2 separate regions of the Mus musculus genome follow, and region 2 is linked to region 1. Evidence: chromatin loops called from intact Hi-C (ENCODE). Cell type or tissue: heart. All regions are shown on one strand. Links, peaks and the distances in the headings refer to the core of each region. The heading gives the core; the rest is flanking DNA. Region 1 has its middle 26 kb from the start of Gm29916. Region 2 overlaps Osbpl8 (oxysterol binding protein-like 8).

What was found. A loop is a pair of places that touch in the nucleus more often than their neighbours do. Peaks named below come from ENCODE experiments on the same cell type or tissue, not always from the same donor. Only the 100,000 strongest peaks of a DNase experiment are listed, where the experiment ranks them.
Region 2: it touches region 1 in a loop (2.4-fold over the local background); 4 of 42 quality-filtered maps call a loop at or near these places.

Annotation. Positions count from the first base shown.
Region 1 is chr10:111,106,577-111,111,956 of GRCm38, reverse strand. No RefSeq gene overlaps it. Among named protein-coding and RNA genes, the nearest start is that of Gm29916, 26 kb to the right of the region's middle. In heart, for the core only: CTCF peaks have their summits at 2,993 (motif pointing right) and 4,400 (motif pointing left); no DNase peak of the experiment used is centred there; H3K27ac peaks cover 1,021 bases.
Region 2 is chr10:111,271,013-111,276,392 of GRCm38, reverse strand. Osbpl8 (oxysterol binding protein-like 8) reads right to left here. Exons shown (of 24, transcript NM_175489.3): 11 at 4,082-4,319; 12 at 3,183-3,367; 13 at 1,321-1,402. Among named protein-coding and RNA genes, the nearest start is that of Bbs10, 25 kb to the left of the region's middle. In heart, for the core only: no CTCF peak of the experiment used is centred there; a DNase peak (open chromatin) is centred at 3,302; H3K4me3 peaks cover 877 bases; H3K27ac peaks cover 1,280 bases.

The sequences.
Region 1 (5,380 bases), core at 167-5,166:
GTGTGTACCACCACACCTGGACATTTTCTTTACTTGGAACTTGCTCTGTCCCAGAACGGTCTTGAACTCAGAGATCTTTTTGCCTCTGTCTCTGGGATTAAAGGCCAGTACCTCCTTTTCCTGGGCCTAAATTTTTCATGGCTACTATGTCTCAAGATCTGGATCGAAAGCCTGTGTCTTCCAGCCTCAAGATCTCAAACACGGGTGTGCCCTCCGTTTCTGGATTGTAATTCATTCCAGATGTAGTCAAGTTGACAACCAGGAATAGCCATCACACTTGGTAACTTTTTTTTTTTCTTTTTTTCTTTTAGATAGCTCACATTGTCCAAGCTAGCCTTGAGCTACCTATGCAAATAACAATGACCTCAAATTTGTTATCCTTTGTCTCCTCCTCCAGAATGCTGGGATTACAGGTGTGCCAGCCACCGTGCCTAGCAGCTTATACAGTGGCAGGGGTCACACCAGGGTTTCATGTATGTTAGGCTAGCACTGTATCAGCCGGACAACCATTTCCCAGCATCTCTTACTGGCCTGGAACTCACCGTGTAGACCAGCCTGGCCTCGAATCTGTGGCTCCCAAGACTTGGGATTACAGGTGTGAGCCACCATCCTATGTCCAATATTGTCTGTCTCCTTTGCCTCCGAGTCCCATTTCTGACAGCACAACACTCTCCCTTCGTTCCATTTGCACAATTATAGAACATTATCACCCTGGCCAGCGAAGGCAATAAAGGGACCTTTTAGAGTCAGCACTGAAACCGCTCTCTCTATCACACACCTCAGCAGACATGAAACAGACCCCGTCATTCCCGTTTTAGAAAGAGAACAGCTGCATTTTCTTTGGCCAGAGAGCTTATGGAACCCATGAGGTCTGAAAAGCCTGTTTCCGAAAATGGCCCACTGGAGGACGGAATACAAAGACCTAATTCAATAGCTGGTGGCTTGGTGCTTTTCCTTTTGTGTTAATAAAAGATCTGGATTTTTGAAACATGAATTATCTCCGGTTTATAGCTTAGGTCCCTTTGAGGAGATAAAGCCAGACACCAGGATGCGCTGATCACACTGCCCTCAAGAGCATCAGAGAGGCGCTCTCTGAGTGGCCAGACACATACAGGGAGAATTTCCGCAGACCAGCTGTGTCTCAGGGTACACGGCTCTCCAAAATGTACATACAGAATTTTCAGAGTTTTGGACCTACTTTGGGCAATATAATATAACCAGAGGTATAATCGCACCGCTGAGCAGATATTCACCATCACCAGAGATACAAACGCAGTATTGCTAACACGCTTCTACAACCTCACAAGTATGAGACATCGTGTGTTTGTGTGTGTGTGTGTGTGTGTGTGTGCGCGCGCGCGCGCACATGTCACAGTGCATGCGTGAAGGTCAGAAGTCACCTGAGTGTCACTTCTCTCCTTCCATCAATGGATGTTAGGGATCAAACTCAGGCTACGAAGCTTGGTAGAAAGGTCCTTCCCTTACTGAGCCATCCTGCTAGCCTGACATCTTGCTTTTATGAAATAGTTCTAGTGACGAATGAAGGTGATTCTTTTCCTCTGGTATCCTCCCACTAAAAAACAAAAATACAGACCCCCCCCCCCAATTTTTTTTCTTAAGAGGGTCCTTTATTCTCCAAATTTGGAAATATGCCCTTAAATAAAATGAATTGAGCTTTCTAAATGCTTTTTAAAAAAGATTTATTTATTTATTTTTATGTATATGAGTATACTGTAGCTATACAGATGGTTGTGAGCTATCATGACGTTGCTGGGAATTGAACTCAGGACCTCTGCTCGCTCCAGCCCTGTTTGCTCTGGCCCCAAGATCTATTTATTATTAGATGTAAGTATACTGTTGCTGTCTTTAGACACACCAGAAGAGGGTGTCAGATCTCATTACAGATGGATGTCAGTCACCATGTGGTTGCTGGCATTTGAATTCAGGACCTTTGGAAGAACAGTCAGTGCTCTTAACCGCTGAGCTATTTTTCTAGTCCAGAGCTTTCTAAATTGTTGTTGTCTTTTTTTTTTTTTTAATTCAACTGGCAGATGCCAGAGAGAAAAGAAGCTGGGCATGGTGGCTCATGCCCTTAATCCTCGCGCTTGGGAACCAGAGGCAGGTGGATCTCTGTGAGTTTGAAGGCAGTCTAGTCTATGTAGTAAGTTCTAGACCAGTTGAGGCTACGTAGTGAGATTCTGTCTTAAAACAATAACCAACTGAAGGAAGTAGAGGAGTGTAGAGGTAAAGGAAGAAGAAGAGAAGGAGGGGGAGGGGAAGGGTAGAGAGAGGAGAGACTCAGGGAAGGCTCCCACGTATCACCAGCTGGCCTCAAACTCATTATGTAAGCAAAGATGACCTTAAAAATCTGATCATGCTGCCTCTACCTCCCCAGGGGTGCGTTTACCGGTATACACTGACATGGACTCTGTTTTAGGGCTGCTGGGTATTGAGCCCAAGGCTTCAAGCATGCTCAGCGAGCATTCTACCAACTGACCTACACCCCTACCCTGTGTTTATGTATTTATGTATTTAGTGTGTGCATGCATGGCTGAGAGTGTGGGCGCATGCGTGCCACGGTGCACACGGGGACTTGGTCAGAGGGCATGTTTGAGGAACTGTTTGTCGTCCCTTTTGTTTTGAGGCTGGTCTCTCCTGTTTCTGTTGCTGTGCTGTGTATTTCAGGATAGCCAGGGAGCTTGCGGGTGGTTCTTCGGACTCCACCTCCCACCTCCTGTCTTGTCCTAGAAGAGATGGGATTGCAGGTATATCGCATCCTGCCTTGCTCTTAAAGTGAGGTCCAGGGGTCAGGTTTTTGGGCGTGTGAGCCAGCACTTTTTACCCACGGAGCCATCTCCCTGACCCTTAAAAGCTGAATACGGTGACAATATGCTAATAACAAAGATACTGAGAAGATTCGGACGGCGTAATTTGGTACCAATGTTTCTGGCCCTTCAACAAAACATACATAGTTTTCTCCACGACTGTCCACTAGGTGGCAGACCTTCCGCGGCAGCCTCAATAATTAGCAAAAATTCCCTTTATTGGATGGTGCTGAACATCCTTGAAGATGCTTAAATAGACACACACAAAGAGAGGGGCGGGGGAGCATCATCCGCTTCCTTTTCTTCTTCGGCACTCATCTTTTTGTGGGGTCTCAAGGGCTCTGCCTTGCTGTTTCATTCATGGAGAGACTTTCGTTTTGGAAGGGGGTTGGGAGGTGGAGGTGGGGATAGCTTTTTAGCTTTTTTTGTTTTTGGTTTTTTTTTTTTTTTTTTTTTTTTTTTTTTTTTTTTTTTTTTTTTTTTTTTTGGTTTTTCGAGACAGGGTTTCTCTGTGTGTAGCCCTGGCTGTCCTGGCACTCACTTTGTAGACCAAGCTGGCCTCGAACTCAGAAATCCGCCTGCCTCTGCCTCCTGAGTGCTGGGATTAAAGGCGTGCGCCACCACGCCCGGCGCTTTTTAGCTTTTTGAGACAAGGGTTTTTGTTTGTTTGTTTTTGTTTTTGTTTTTTATAGCCCCAGCTGCCCTAGAACTTGCTTTGTAGACCAGGCTAGCCTCGAAAAACACACATCGGGTACATTTTATCCCCATTTAAAGACTTCAACTATCTCCCTTTCATCTAGAACAGTGGTTCTCAACCTATGGGTTGAAACCCTTTTGGGGGTCAAATGACCCTTTACAGGGGTCGTGTTTACATTATGATTTATAATGGTAGCAAAATTACAGTTATAAAGTAGCAACAAAAATAATTTCATGGTTGGAGGAACTGTATTAAAGGGTCATGACGTTAGGAAGGCTGAGAACCGCTGATGTAGCAGAAGATAGAGCATCTTTAAAGTGGTCTTCCCATCTGGGCAACCTCACTTCCTCTGACATTCCCCACCCTTACTGAGAGCTCCAGCTAGTCACGTGGGCATCAGTCCCTGAGACTCAGGGTCTAGCCCAGTAACCGAAAGGTATTCAAACCCTTTCTATTGATCGCAAAACCAGTTTCTAAAACTGAAAAACTCAATTTAAGAAATTTCTGATGGCCCCAAGAGATGTTTTTATTTAACTCAAGTAACAGTTTTATTTATGGTTACTAGACTTTAGAATGAGCAGAACAAGGCAAGGCGGGATACCATCCCGCTGTCTCCAGCTGCTCACCAATGAAGAAATTCTCAGCAGGAAATAAGTTGTGGGCTTAGTGAGCGTCCTCTGGTTCACAGCTGGTGTGCCATTTACCACCACCCTCCCTTGACACAAAATCTACCTCCTCTCTCAGGGACTTCCTACGCGCTTGTATCTTTGGTAGGAAGAGATGGCTCAGCAGTTGCACTTGCTACCGTTTCAAGACCCAACTTTGGTTTCTGGAACGCCTTATAGCAGCTCAGTTCCCAGAGATTGGATGCCCTCTTCTGGCCTCCTTGGGCACTGCATGAATGTGGCACATGAAATACACTAGGCATTCACACACACACACACACACCAAAATAAATAAGTATTTTTAAAAGACATTTTAAAAGGTGTAAAGATCCCTCAAGAGAGCCGAATGTGGTGGCACATGCTGATACTCCGAGCACTCAGTATGCTAAAGCAGGGAAGTCATGAGTTCGAGGCTACCCTGGGCTGGTGTTCTCCCATCCCCACTAATGTTTTTGTTTGTCTGTTGAGAATTTTATACAGTATATTTTGGTTATTTTTTTTCCTCTTGTTCACCTCTTCCCAGATTCTCCTTCCCCTCCCTACTCACCCAGCGTTCTCTCTTCAGTGCTCTCTGTCTCTGTATGTCTGTCTGTCTCTCTGTATCAGAGAGAGAGAAAAAAAAAGAGAAAGGAGAGAAAGAGAAAGATTGATTCTCTGTGTAGCCCTGGCTGTCCTAGAACTCACTCTCTAGACCAGCCTGACCTTGAACTCAGGGATCCACCTGCCCTGCCTCCTGAGTGCTGGGATTAAAGTCTTGCCAGCACCACCCAGCTCCATCTATTGGTTAATTCCAGGGTGTACCTTACTGACCACCTCAGATATCAGTCACACACATGAGGTGCACATGGTAAACAAAACACTCAAAGATATCAAATAATTCATCTAAAATCACATTGTGTGTGTGTGTGTGTGTGTGTGTGTAGCAATAAGGATTCCTATGCACTCCTGGGACCACAACCTCTGTGTGTCATAATAAATAGTTCCTTGGAGTTTTAGTCACTAGCTTGGCTGACTTTGCCATCACAACATTGTTTGAGGGTTGGTGCTGCAGGGGCGGGTGTGGGGGGGGGGCAGGGAGGAGAGAAATTCTCTACTTTCTCTGACCCGTGAAAACCCTCTTTGGACCTTGGACTAAACTAGAGAAGCTCTGTTGGAGTCTATTCTGTTGGCATTCACTGCGAAGTTCCAGACTC
Region 2 (5,380 bases), core at 300-5,299, 160 kb before region 1:
CTTGTCTAAAAGACCATCTTATAAAGTTTCACAGTAAATAAAATTTACATGAAATAAAAATATAACTTCAATCAGGATTCTATCTAAAGACAAACTTTGCAATTTCATGGTAACTGCTGGTATACAACCTTAACATTATACATAAAAACTTAAAAAGAGAGAGAAAACTCAAGAATATATAAAGATGAAAGAGGGCAACGGGCATAGAAAATGGCCAAATTGTAAAATTATACATGTGTGAAAATGTCAACCAATAATAAATAGGATGTAAAAGTAAGACAGCAACTCTGAGAGGCAGGCATTCTTGTGAGATGCCTCAGGAGCAGGGGTGGCCTAAACCAGCTGCACACTGACTGATCCAGCATTTGTCCATCCACCTGCTGCAGGCCGAGGCCAGCCTATACTGTGGTTACTGCAGAGTGCTGCAGTGAACATGGAGGGCCAACTATCTTTTGAATATAAAACTGCCATTTTTAGTATTTACCCAGTATTGGAAATGCCAGATAATACAGTATTTGTATGTCAACATCTCCATCTTTTGAGTCTTTTCAGATAGACTTAAAATTTGATTTGTCCAGGTTCACACATATAGTTCATAATATTCTTAGAAATAAATTTTTTATTGGATATTTTCTTTATTTATACTTAAAAACTGAATTTGTGAATTCCTGTTTTGATGTTCTTCCCATGAAACTCTACTGTGTTCAGTTCTCAGTGCTTGACCAGCGCAATGCAAATGTATACACTCTCCTAACAGAAGGAATGTGAACTCTACTTTATTAAAACCACACTTCTCTGTGGATACAGTGATGTCACATCATTGGGTTAGTGGTGGCACCTATCCTCGGATGGCCGCTTCACCTTTCCAGTTAAAGCATTTTATATGAGCCTCATAAGTCTTTCCCACCACTGTACCTTCAAACATATTCCTTACTCTTGCTTTCTGATTGTAGTCCTTGGAATAGAAAAGACAGAGAAACTAGAACAGGAAGGCGGCTCTAGTTCTAGCTACCACAGTGCACTTACCAGTCTGTCATAACGGTTAGGACAACGAATGATCACAAACATGAACTGCCCTCAGATGCTTTTGGGAGTCAGTTGTGCTTTCTGTGTGCTTTAGCAGCCCCACAGTGGGTCAGTGAGACGCCTCAGCAGAGAGAGGTACTTGCCTCCAATTCTGCTGACTTGTTTGATCTGCAAGACTCACATGCTGTCGAAAGCACTGACCCCACGTGTACACCATGGTACCTGAATGCCCACACAATATATACACGGAAATTCTCTTAAAGGGAGGAAAAAGAAACAAAATATAAACATTACCTTTGGCTTCTTATAAAATCCTGACAAATACCATTTCACGACTTTCTTCAAACGGAAATACGGATTTTCTTCTAGAGCAGCTCTAAAAAACAAAAACGGTAAATATAGTCTTGGGGGTTGCAGGGAGGTTTTCAGTATCTGCAGAGGAGATGCTGAGCTCTGACTGCCCCTCAGCACAGGGAAATGTGTTTTGCAGAATGAGGGGATTTCATTATAGGACACTTATTTCTGTAATTTAGAATCTCCAAATTATATAGCATTAATTTTAGGCCTGTATTTCTTTTTTGAATTTAGTGACTCACTTTGACTACCAGTGTAGGCATTTTGTGTTACATATGTGTACTTTTGCAAACACATTGGAGAATTAATGTTTTCATTTTCAATATTAGTTACAAATCCTGTTTGCATCTTTGAATGTCATTTTATGCCATCACAAATTCTTTCATACTTTCTATGACTATGTTCAAATAAACAGGAAAGCAATCATATTAATTTGCTTCTAGAATACTTCTCCTTGGTGCTACCAAGATGGCTCAGAGCTTAAACTGCTTACTCCTCTGTAAGGCTCAGGTCCATCCATCCCTAGCAGCCTTGTCCAATGGCTCCCAACCGCCCGTAACTTCAACTCCAAAACATCCAAGCCCTCTCCGGCCTCTGCAGACACGCACGCACCTCTCCCCACCCCTCCTACCTGCTACAACAAATAGACACGCAATTTTTAAAAATAAATCTTTTTTAAAATATCTGTGTACCTTACCCCAGTTTTTTCTGATTCTCTGATGTACTACCCAGGGCACTGCTAAAATGTTTTTGGAAATTCCAAAGCAAAGTTCCCAAATGAGGCTCTGTAGAGCCAGGATTAACTAGGACGTCTGCGGTTAAGCGTGATTAGAGAATAAACACATTCTGCTTTTCCAATGGGCTGGACATGTAATCTCTCAGCTCCCTGTTCAGGCCATCTACTGCCCTGCCTCCACAGGATTAGGATTCTCTCAGGAACCATAAACCCAAAACAAAAACCACCCCACACAACGCTTTTTCTTTCATTGAAACAAACAAATACAGCCTTTTGAGATTTGGCATCCTGTGGTGCTTGGTGCCCAGTCAAAGGACTGATTAGGGAAGGCTCGTCCATCACTGCTCACTTGCTTGCATGCAGTCTGACAGTTGGTGTTAAAGAATCAACAGTGCAGAACACTGTTAAGAATTAATAGAGCAGAGGCTGCTGGGAGCCTCTCAGACCCAAGACTGTGATTATATCCCTGCTATAAATATAAAGCTCATGTTTCCACGTGACAAGAGTTAAGATCATTTCAATCACCAGTTTCCTCAACCATCATCCTGCACGCTTCCTGTGTATGTCACCAGCCTGATTTTCCTCTTGAACAAACTACCAGTGTAACATCTACTCTATAGAGAGGAAGTCTGGAGGGACCATGATTCCGCTTCCCTCTCCAGTGACCAACTGACTATTGTAACTCCTACAAAGGAGTGAGTGTGACTGTTCAAAGTGACTTTACAGACAAGTTCTTTTCACTTTTGCTGCTAATGTACCCAATCATTAGGCCCTCATTTATGAAAACATACTCTCCTTCACAAGTGCATCCCACAGTAGAGTCTGACCTTTGAAGATACACTACAAGATGACAGAGTCTAGATCTAGGTTTGCTGACAAACAAAATCATTGAGTATTTCTTTAGTAACAACACACTGATAGTTCTCCTAGTTTCAAAATTCTTATTAGGAAGTTTTATTTAAAACCTTACATTTACACAGTTCAAGAGCCAAAGCACTAAAGAGGCCTGGCTTTGGTTCCTTTCTCGAGATAGGGGGATTTTCTCTTTCCAGAAGACTCTACTTACTCAGACAGGAAATCGGCGTGGTAGTAGTAATCTGAAAGCTTATCCAGGAAAGAGCGGGGCTCCAAAATAAACGTAGGAAGAACCACCCTGGATAGGTCCATGCCGGGACGGACTTGCTTGAGCAGCGTCCAGATAAGGCTTTTGTTTTCTTCAGACACAGTTTCCGTTTGAGAGGCCTCACCTGCCTGTAACAATCAACAGAGCACACTGAAATATTCTATTCCTTAGACACAGACAACACAGACGAGGCAGTGAATGTCAGAAGCATGGCTCTCAGGATCACTCCAGGCATTATGGAATGCGCAAAAGCCGTTAGGTAATAGAATATAGTCTATAAAAGTAAACGCAGGGCTGCAAGAAATATCAAAGTAACAGTGGATATGAAAGAACTAAAGTATTATTGTATTTATTCAGTTAAATCTATTTTTCTATTGAAACAAGGCCTTGCTGTGTAGCCCAGGCTGCCCTTGCTGTGTAGCCCAGGCTGCCTTGAAACCTGCAGACTTAATCCTCACGTGCTGATATTACAGGACTGTGCCACCATGCCCAGCTTTGTAGTTCACTGTTTTACATACATTGAATTCTACGCACTGGTAATAACAAGCAAGTTTTAAATTTATGCTCGTTTGCAATTTACTTTATAGCTGGCAATGACATCAAGCAATATCCTATTTCAAAAACAAACTTGAAAATGTAAACCATAAGAGCACACTGGCCTATGGGTATTTGTTGTTGTTGTTGTCACTGATAAATGCAACTAAATTTCAAAATATACCTTTGAAAAGACATGTGACACAGAATATTCTTTGGGGAAAACAATAGGCCAAGCAAATAATACCTCTCGTTTTGTGTAGGAATTTTCTTGAGTTAGTGAGTCTCTGAGCCACCAGTGCACTCACCTCTCCCAGTTCTTCGTGGCTCTGCTCCATGTAGGTGGTCTCCTTTAAGGGCTCCACAGGCTCAGGGTCGATGTACGAGTCGTCTTGCCTTTCGGACGTGTCTGTGTCGCTCTCCTCGCTCTTCCCCAGCACCTCGTTGTCAGACTCATCGTGCTCCGGGTCGTTCTCCTTGTCAGATTTATCAGAGTACAAATCTTGGTCCTTAAAGTGCTGTCTTTCGATCTCACTGTCATTCAACCTTAGTGATAAGTACAAGGAAGAACAAAGGAGGCGAAGAAGACGAGTTCATAACTGGATAACGTGGCACTTACTGGAAAGGACTATGTGCTATGCACAGCTCTAAAAGCTTTACTGAGTTTCTGTAACCTTTGGAACTCCCATGCTAGGGAACACCCTTCGACTTCCCTTACAGAGCAGTGGACAGAGGCACAGGGACATGGGCAGAGCCTGCAATGACGGACGAGCGAGCGAGCCAGCGAGCGATGACTAACCCAGCTCTTCCCTCTCTCCTCTTGGGGCCAGAATATTCCCAGCGAGATGCAGTCTACGCCTGCTACCCCTGCCCACCTCACGCCTCACAACCACAGTCCTGGAAGCAGGGCCACTGCCACGGTCGGTCTGAAGAAAAACACTAAGTCAGGACTCTCAGGTTCTCAGGGAATTCCGGCTTGTCCCTGTGAAGAGCTCCAAAGTAACCCAAACTAACTGCTAAGAGCGGGATGGAAACGTGCTCCGAGCTATATTTAGCATCTATCTGATAGGCTTCATCAGCAGGGGTAAACTTCCAGGGAACAAGGCAAATAACACTTTCAGCTTAAGGGAATAAATCTGTCGCCCCAAACGAAGCTTTAAATGATAAGAGGAGGAAGGGATTGTTTTCTGTAAAGCAACAAAGAGAGGCCAGCACCTGAAAGAGATGTGTGCACTGCACTGCAGCTTTGCCAGAGAAATATTGTTAGTATTAGCTACAGTGACTACTTCAACAGGTAAAACCATGAGCCAGATAAAGTTACCACTCAAAATGCTTCCTTCCACAGGACCTAGAGAGGCTCAGTGGTTAAGAGAACTGGCCAATCTTCCAGAGGGCCCAGGTTCAATTCCCAGCACCCAAATCATATGCAACTCCTGTTGCAGGGGCCTGACACCCTCTTCTAGCCTCTGAAGGCACTGTGGGAATATGGAGCACAGACACGCATGCAAACAGGCAAACCACACCCATACACACTAAAAAAATATATAAAAATGCTTCACAAATGGCAGACAAAGCCCAGTGCCGTTACAAAGCAGCTAAGAGCAGGA